Regions from separate parts of the Homo sapiens genome. Here all the other regions are linked to region 2. A link is a contact called in ENCODE Hi-C or POLR2A ChIA-PET data. All regions are on one chromosome and are shown on one strand. Each heading gives the region's core, a stretch centred on a gene start or an enhancer-like site at or near the end of the contact. The rest is flanking DNA. Distances are from core to core; before and after follow the strand shown.

The links. Hi-C counts contacts between places; a loop is a spot of excess contacts on that map. ChIA-PET counts read pairs that join two places held with the same protein, here RNA polymerase II (POLR2A). Pooled maps may share reads with other maps.
Region 1: a map of naive thymus-derived CD4-positive, alpha-beta T cell shows a loop between it and region 2 (34-fold over the local background). The contact joins the promoter of FUNDC2 here to the promoter of SPRY3 in region 2. A Hi-C loop is called at or near these places in 1 of 168 maps with a recorded cell type or tissue (naive thymus-derived CD4-positive, alpha-beta T cell), 2 of 37 single-sample maps with no recorded cell type and 9 of 50 pooled maps.
Region 3: a map with no recorded cell type shows a loop between it and region 2 (12-fold over the local background). The contact joins the promoter of BRCC3 here to the promoter of SPRY3 in region 2. A Hi-C loop is called at or near these places in 3 of 37 single-sample maps with no recorded cell type and 8 of 50 pooled maps. POLR2A ChIA-PET finds 5 or more read pairs at or near these places in 1 of 52 experiments (MCF 10A).

Annotation. Positions count from the first base shown.
Region 1 is chrX:155,025,439-155,028,138 of GRCh38, forward strand. FUNDC2 (FUN14 domain containing 2) reads left to right here and starts at 1,406. Exons shown (of 5, transcript NM_023934.4): 1 at 1,406-1,633. The coding sequence starts at 1,501. RefSeq lists silencers at 1,227-1,316, 1,587-1,906 and an enhancer at 2,084-2,700.
Region 2 is chrX:155,611,027-155,614,078 of GRCh38, forward strand. SPRY3 (sprouty RTK signaling antagonist 3) reads left to right here and starts at 1,560. Exons shown (of 3, transcript NM_001304990.2): 1 at 1,560-1,621. It overlaps TMLHE (trimethyllysine hydroxylase, epsilon), which reads right to left and starts at 1,926. Exons shown (of 8, transcript NM_018196.4): 1 at 1,766-1,926.
Region 3 is chrX:155,069,938-155,072,965 of GRCh38, forward strand. It overlaps BRCC3 (BRCA1/BRCA2-containing complex subunit 3), which reads left to right and starts at 1,571. Exons shown (of 11, transcript NM_001018055.3): 1 at 1,571-1,713; 2 at 2,390-2,406. The coding sequence starts at 1,591. CMC4 (C-X9-C motif containing 4) reads right to left here and starts at 1,199. Exons shown (of 3, transcript NM_001018024.3): 1 at 757-1,199. It overlaps MTCP1 (mature T cell proliferation 1), which reads right to left and starts at 1,199. Exons shown (of 5, transcript NM_001018025.4): 1 at 757-1,199. RefSeq lists enhancers at 827-1,126, 1,111-1,832, 1,597-1,816, 1,827-1,876, 1,833-2,554 and a silencer at 1,167-1,486.

The DNA of each region.
Region 1 (2,700 bases), core at 156-2,655, 590 kb before region 2:
GCTAACAAGATGAAACTCCTCCTCTACTAAAAATACAAAAAATTAGCCGGGCATGGTGGCACGTGCCTGTAGTCCCAGCTACTTGGGAGGCTGAGGCAGGAGAATCGCTTGAACCCGGGAGGTGGAGCTTGCAGTGAGCCGAGATCGCGCCACTGCACTCCAGCCTGGGCAACAAGAGCGAGACTCTGTCTCAAAAATAAAATAAATAAATAAATAAATAAATAATCAAAATAGACCCCATTACCAAATTTTCATGTTTTCAAGGATTCTCTAAAACCTACAATATTATCAATTACATATTCACAAATAATTACTGAATACAATATGGTATGTGGTAAAGTACAAAGGAGTACTGTGGCCATTTGTGATAAATAGAAATCAAATTGGAAATCTTCATAGATAACGTATTTTTTCTTTTTTTTTTGGAGACGCAGTCTCACTCTGTCGCCCAGGCTGGAGTGCAGTGTCGCGATCTCGGCTCACTGCAAGCTCCGCCTCCCGGGTTCACGCCATTCTCCTGCCTCAGCCTCCCGAGTAGCTGGGACTACAGGCGGCCGCCACCATGCCCGGCTAATTTTTTGTATTTTTAGTAGAGACGGGGTTTCACCATGTTAGCCAGGATGGCCTCGATCTCCTGACCGCGTGATCCGCCCGCCTCGGCCTCCGAAACTGCTGAAATTACAGGCGTGAGCCACCGCGCCCGGCCAGATAAGGTATATTTTTATTCCTTTTATTTTTACTCAACTCCTATGGTGCCACAAAATCCTATATTAAGCAGTATAATTGAAAAGAAAAAGAAAACAATAGCACAATGATTATAAAGAAAATAGCCTGAGTTAACTTCATTTGTGTCACTCCTAAAGCAGTGGATCAGATGTCAATGTTTATTATCATTCACTAATTACATTTATGAATAATTTTTAAAAGTAAAGGAAAAGACTGGCTGTTTTAACTAACATAATAGAAACTGTTGCTGGATTTTCTGTTGAAGGTATATTTTGAAGTGAGTTTTATTAAGTATAACTCGCATGTAAAATTCAAAAGAAAAATTAAATACATAAATAAAATGTGTCTTCCTCCACTAAAAGAGTAGGACACATCGCAGAAGCCGATAAATATTTGTTCAATGTTTACATGAACAAACACGGTCACTCAGCCGTCTTTATTTTCAGTGAGTCATAGGTAAAATATTCTTCACCAGGCGAGGATTGAGTCGCAGTCGCGTCAGGAACTCGCCTCCAGGTACTGAGCGAGCGAGCCCCGACGGCCGCGGTGGGTGGAGGGGGGAAAGTGGGGGAGAGTGGGGCGGGAGTAGAGGGAGAGCGAGGGAGGGAGCCTCACCCCCGGGACGCTTTCTGCGCACGCGCATCTCGGTGCATCTGTTGGGCGGGACCGCGGGGCCTGTGACACCGCACGCTGAGCTCTGTGATGTAGCCGCTTGCGGAGACTGCAAGCAGCCGCGGCGCGCCCGGCCCTCCCTCTTCCGCTGCCGCCGTGGGAATGGAAACATCTGCCCCACGTGCCGGAAGCCAAGTGGTGGCGACAACTGCGCGCCACTCCGCGGCCTACCGCGCAGATCCTCTACGTGTGTCCTCGCGAGACAAGCTCACCGAAATGGCCGCGTCCAGTCAAGGTAAGGGCGGGCGCGCGCGCGGCCGGCGCCGCGGGGAGCCGCCTTCCTGGGCTCCGGAAGGGGAAGGGCTCCGCGCCCGCCAGTCGCGACCGAGCTCCCCGGGGAGTCCAAGCGGCGCGGGGACGGGGAGGGCGCTCGGGGATCGCCCCTGGCTCAGCCGCTCCCAGGGTCCGGCCAAGGTCACGCGCGTGTCTGGGGCCTAACCACCCTGGGGTGTCGTCTCCAGTGGAGCTCACCCAGCCTTCCGGCGCCGCCCCCGGCGCAGAAGCCCGAAGACATTCTGTCCCCGTTCTCGGAAGCGGTCTGGCTTCTTTGTCCCTTTGGACGTTCATCTCAAATGCCTCGTGGCGTCATTCTGTGTACAAGGCACCTCCCCAACTGCTTTATTGTTGGTTTTGAAAAACTAGCACATATGGGATGGTACTTAGGAATAGCCTTCTGTTTAGTCGGCATAGTCAAAGATTCCGTGTAATTCGCAGTGGAGCACGTCTTTAAGTTATGCGTCTTACCCTATTTTGAATGTTTAGGTTGTATTTAATTTAGTACTGACTCACGGGATCCCATTGCTAAACAGAGCCATCATTGAAAACTCAATCATATAAACGTAAAATTACGTAAATTATGTTAAAAACAAAGGCAGTGAAAATACTAAAAACTCATCACTTTTATTATTTACCATGTTTTATTGTTACTTTACTTTTGAGGTTATTTATACATCTATTGTATCTTTGTGGAGGAGATACTATACTATGGTGCTCTACTGTGCGTCTCTTCCCATCTCTGGGTTCAGTAGTTTCACAATTCAGTAATGTCATGCTCACGATGAATGAATACGCAATGGAAATTGGCTACACTACAAATCAGCCCTTGCCTAAAGCCGACTGTTAAGCATTTCACCAGCACGCCGCTAAATTTTAGATGACTCTGGGAAGGTGGAATGTGCAATGTGATAATTATGTATTTTCCTGCAGAGCAGACTGCTCTTATAGACTTTTATAAGAGCAGACTGCTCTTATAGACTTTTATAAGAGCAGACTGCTCTTATAGGTTGATCAGGTATTTGCACC
Region 2 (3,052 bases), core at 310-2,809:
ATGCAAAACTCACCCTTCAGGTTGGCTCAGCAGATATCCAGCATAATTTTTTTCTCACCTTTCAAACCATTTGGGAAATCATGAGGTATTTTCCTCATCCAGAAGAACACTCACCTACATATCAGCCACTCCTTCCCTAGAACCTACAGGTATGGAGCAGGCTGGGTTTTTTCAAGAGCCTCTTATCCTGTAAATCTTTACACAGGGCAATGGCAGGTGCATGTACAGCCCATATGAGCCCAGGGGATGCTTGGTATTATAGAAAGGGGATCACAGTGGTGCCCAACTGATGGATCCGTGTTCAGTTTGCAGGAAGAGACTCTTCCCACCAAAGAGGTTTGTTAATCCTGGGGTCCCCCTCCCAGCCCCTGGAGGCATCAGATACAGCTGTCAGAAACATTGTAAACACCCAGTGATCCACTTGGCTGGTTTTACTGTTGTTCCCAGGGTTGACAAGCAGAAATACAGAACAAATGGTGGTTCCTGAAACAGAGGCCAAAACAAGGAAGTGATCTGTTCCAGTCCAAGCTTCCAAGAAATAAAGAACTAGGTGGGGCACACTAAACAAGCCCCCAGACTCAACCACCCCAGTAAACATTCCCTTCATCACACTGGTTATGAGATAAAGTATAAGTTTTTTAAGCCTTATTATAAATAACCTTACTTAACGTCTTCTGGTTGTTGTGAAAATTATAGTATTTTGCAAAATATATGTTCACCATTATCATTACCACCAGTTCCTTAATGAGGAGAAACCAGAAGTTGACACCAAAATGTTGATCCATAATGTTTATAGTCCTTCTTTGTCTTTATAGTTAATGTAAAATAAACTGTATGTAATTTTTACTACAGTGTGTCCTGAAAGGGCAAACCAAGCTACAAGCAACTCTAAAAGACTACTACTGTATGGGAGTGGATTATGAAAGTGTTTCTTAAATATGAGAGCTCAAGTTTTTCTTTCAGCGACTGAGTTAAAGCACGCAACTCATTTATCATGAGACTTTTGCTAGGCAGTGTACTATGTCCACTCAACACACATCATTTTAGGCAATCATCTGGTTAAAACGTTTAATAGTATGGCATTCACAAACCCATTCTTCAGAGTTGACATTCAATTAATGGTTTGAATGTCGTTTCCAGGGCAGTCAGGAGTATTTAAAGGCTTTTCCATTGTTTTCGGAAGAGAAAGAAAACTTCCTAGCCTAACTTACTTACCCAGAGCCTTGCTCCAGAGGGGGCAGACAAAGGGTAAAATCTGGGCAGAGAACATTAGTGGATATGAGAACGAAAGAAAGTGCTGCAAGATCTTGCAGACAGCTGAGTTCCACCTTCCACTCTACTGCCGAACAAAGTGAGGCAGGAAGAGGGTAGGGACTCGCTGAAAGCTAAACACCAAGTCAGTGACAGATCCAGGGCTGTAAAGTCCGACCGAGATTGAAACAATGTACACTGGGCGTCAGTCCCAACGCGAGCTTGCTCCAGCTCTTCCAGCTCTTCCTGAGCGCTAGGCCCATCCGGCCTCACGCTGATCTCCGGGCAGACTCTGTCGCGCAACTGGCACAGATCGTGACGACAACCCTGCGGCAAGGCAGGAGTGGCCTTCCTCTCCGCCAGGGTTAAGGTGAGTACCACCGCCCTTGGGCCCAGCAGCCCGGGTGAGAGCCTCCGCCGCCCACTGCGACAGGCCTGAAAGCGAGCGCCTGGGTAAACCCACCCGTAGCACCCATGGGGACACCCCTTCCCTGACCCACGGGACGGAACCCACCTGTGCTGGAGGTCGTGACTGCTAACTCCGCAGAGTGGGCAGAATTCCAAGCAAGGAGAGTCTCGGGAGGCAGCCTTTCACCCGCCTTTTGCCTTTTCACCCCCAAAACTGTCGGCCCCACGCTCCCCTCCCCCAGCCCGCTCGGGCCCAGCGGAGAGCCTGTAGGCCCCGCCCCACTCCTTCCGGCCGTGCAGGGTGGGTGCCTCTGGCGCCCGGGACTTCGCCCGGTGCTAGGGCGTCAGTCTCCCATTCGGAAGGACTGGGCCGGGGCACTCTATTCAATCGCCTTTAGTGAACATACTTGAAGCTATAGGTGCAGGGATGAGAAAAAACAGGCCCATAAAGCTATAAAACCTGGGTCCCCTGCCTGCCATTTCAGTGCTCCTCCCGAGTCCTCCCACTACGCTTCTATTTATGGTAGTTTATCCAGGTTTACTAGAAGTAAAATTCTACTACCTTTCCACCATTTTCTTGAGTTTATGGAAGTCATATACCGCTCATTACTCCCATCGATTCAGCTGAGCATCTTGAACCCAGGGTCCAGATACAGTGCTACATACAGTGAGCACTAGAAGGGAATACCCATTAGGAATGAACACCTTATGCAGGTAAAAATTTAAGAACGATACATATTACAAAGAAGGACCAAAAAGTATACTGAAATAGTATATGCAATGGAAATCCAAGGCAGATTTAAAAAATGAGAGTAAGAACAACAAAAAAAATCAAATGCATATATACTGAAAATGGGAAATTGTGCAGTATTATATTTATTCGAGATTAAAAGTGTTAATCTAATGTCAAAAAAGCAATAAAGGAATTGGTTTGTAGAAGTCAGGATCAACAAAAGAAGAAAAAGCCTCCACATCTTTGCCCTGGAATTCCTTCTGCCATGAATGCTCTTACCCGGCACTTGTTTATTTGGAAAACGGCTACTCGTTATTTTTGACTCAATTTAGATAGCACCTCCTCTGTGAAGCCTTCCCTGTCTTTCCCAGATAAGTTTGTATATTTTTTTTCCCTAGGTCCAGTATGCCCAATGGATCTCGTACAGGCCTCAAGAGTACCACTTACTCTAGATTATAATTTCTCTTTCTGCATGTCTTTGTCCTCTAATGAATAAGTAGCTTCTTGAGAGCAGAAAACTTGTGTTTTTCATATTTGTTCTCCAAGCACAGAGTCTAAAATGTCTATATATTTAATAAATATTTGTTAAAAAATTTCTAGAACCAGTGTGTAAACAAAAGGACATATCCAGAGTGTGAATGTAACATAAAGAGGAAAAAC
Region 3 (3,028 bases), core at 321-2,820, 540 kb before region 2:
AGCCACAAACAGTAACTGAAAATAACATATGATATAAAATTGAAACAAGAGAAAATTTAGACAGGTCCAATGTAACTGCACACGAAAATTTTCCAACCTTCATCATGATCAAATTAATTATAGAAAGATGTGCCATGTGATCCTTACAGATCGTTAGGTAAAAACGGAGGCTGCTGGCGTGCACATTACAGATCGTTGCACTGGATGGGGACCCTATGTGTGGGGAGACTTGGGTTGGAACTGACTTGGGAGAAAAGAGCAAAGCATCAACACTTCAAGTAGCACCTTGGGAATGTTCCCTTTCCAGTACTGCCATACCTGCCTGGCTTCAAAACTACACAAAGTAGAAAACCAAATCAAAGACACGAACACGGACGGGCTGTGGAGGCGGCACGGCATATATTGTGCTTTGATTTAGAATCGCTTTCAAAATCCACGTGTGATTCCTAGACTTGTGAGTTGGAAGATCTGTACTTTTATCCTTGGCACGTTTGACATACCTCGAAATAAAAATTACTTTTACATATATTTTTACTGTCTGATATCATCGAGACAAGGAGACCCGAGGAAACTTGCATTCTGGATACCTAATGTGATACATCCGAACTTGAATAAAAACTGAAGTTCTCCATTTCCCCTTCCCTGTATCCAACAAATAGCTACCTAAAAGCCTTTGTAGAAAGTAGCAGCAGCCAAGCTTAAGAGTGATACTTTTTCAGATACAGTATAACACTGTTTCTGCAAAAGGTTACTCACATGAATATAATGTTTCTTGGGCTAATTAATCCGCCTTGAGAACAGCTAGGCTAAAACTTCCAGGTCTCCCACCCTGGGCCACTCAAGCCAGGATCGCGACGTGAGCCCGGGGTGAGCCGAGGGGCATCCCGGGCCGAGGTCACTCGAACCGAAGTTATGAGGCGCGGGCCGGCAACCGGAAGTGGTCCAGGGAGAGTTGTACGAGATTCGGGGGCTGTGACTTGGAAATAAAACAAAATAAAATAAAACCTTAACTGTTTTGGGACTGACTTTCAAAAGAGCGTCCCCCTGGCTCAAGAGGCCGGCGTTCGCGGAGATGTCGTCTTAAAGGGCTGTCCCCCAAGCGTGTAGGCCGCGCACGGGTCTCCTTAGCGGGCGGGCAAAATGGGCGCCGGTACTCGGGAGGCGCCTGCCCAGGCGCCCGGGCGCCGCTCACAGAGTACGTCCGCCTGCGGCCCCAGAGCGCCGCCTCCCTGCCGCCCCCGCCGCCCGGCCTGACGCCCGGACCGCGGCCGGCCACCGCCCTCCGCCCCGACGGCCACGCCTGCCCCAAACCGCGCGGGCGTTTCCCAGGTGCTGCTGGGCGGGCCCCGCCCCCGTGCCCCAAGGCCCGCCCCCGCGCGCCAGCCGCGCGCCCGCTGCCCCCTCCTCGCCCCCACAGCCCCGCCCCCACAGCCCCGCCCGCTCCCTAAGCCCCGCCCCCTAGGAACCCGCGCGCCGAAGGCCAGGCCTGGGCGGAGCGCACAGCGCTGGGCGCTGGGGAGGCTGCGCCGCAGCACCCGGTTGGTCAGGACCAAGTGGGCCCGAGGCGGACGTGAGAAGGGTCGGGCCAAGATGGCGGTGCAGGTGGTGCAGGCGGTGCAGGCGGTTCATCTCGAGTCTGACGCTTTCCTCGTTTGTCTCAACCACGCTCTGAGCACAGAGAAGGAGGAAGTAATGGGGCTGTGCATAGGGGAGGTGAGTAGGTCTGTTAGCCTGGATGGAACCCTGCTGAGCAGTCCCAGTGTGTCCCCGGGGTGGGTGCCGGCAGCTCCCAGGGCTGCGGAGGCCACAGGCATCCTCGATTTAGGTCCTTGGACACCCTTTACATAGCTCTGTCGCGGGGAGCCCCGTTTCTTCTGGCCGCCTGACACTTGTTTAGTCTCCTGCGAGCCCCCGGCGGTCTGTACAGGCCCCGGGAGCCTTGCCCTTTCTCCTGTAGCCTGGGGCTTCTCTTTAGATCTGCGCTTTTCGCCCGGTTGACCAAAACTGCAAGGCAGGTCAGAAAGACACTGGAGTATAATGAGGATGTCCGGGTATTACGACGCAGCAGCTGACCACAGTTAGAGCCCCTTGCCTCGCCTCGAGTCTTCTGTCTAGGGAGCAGAGATATCAACCAAAGCATTTGAAGGGTATCGAAGAGCCTAACAGAAGGTGCGGGGCTTGAAGGAAGCAAAAGTTTCCGCTGCATTGTGTTGAGGAGGGGCCGAAGAGGATGAGGAAATACAGTTTAGCTGTTTACAGTCTAAAGTAATTCTCCAGTCTTTCATACCATGTGCGTGAACACATGACCTAATTGTCATATAATCTGCATCCATATATGTCAAACAAACGTAATGTGATCAATAATGTTTTTTGCTTTTTCCCACTCTAGTTGAACGATGATACAAGGTAAGACTGTATTTGTTTACTCATATCTTATAATCTCTAAGTCATTGTTAACCTAAAATTATGGCGACTTTGGCAGTATTGTGTCCGGATCGTGTCTTAAATTAATTACCATTATCACTCCGGGGCTCCCTTAATGATACAACCTTGAACTTTGGTTTCTGCCTTACCTCCTATTCAGTTGAGATATGGGATAAACATCTTAATAAGCATTATCATAATTGTTGCGTTTTAGGGGTGAGACAGAGCCTCACTCTGTCGCCCAGGCTGGAGTGCAGTGGCGCGATCTCTGCTCACTGCAACCTCCGCCTCCCAGGTTCAAGCGATTCTCATACTTCAGACTCCCGAATAGCTGAGATTACAGGTGCCCGCCACCACACCCGGCTGTCTTTTTTTTTTGTACAGACGGGGTTTCACCATGTTGGCCAGGCTGGTCTCGAACTCCTGGCTCAAGCAGTCTGCCCACCTCGACCTCCCCAAGTGCTGGAATTTCAGGCGTGAGCCACCACACCTGGCCTTGCTCAGTGTATTTCATGTTCTGTCTCCCCTTAAATGCCAGTGAGATATCAGTAATTTTCTTAGTGACAGAGAGCATATACGTTTAGAGGCATTTCCCCATTGATCC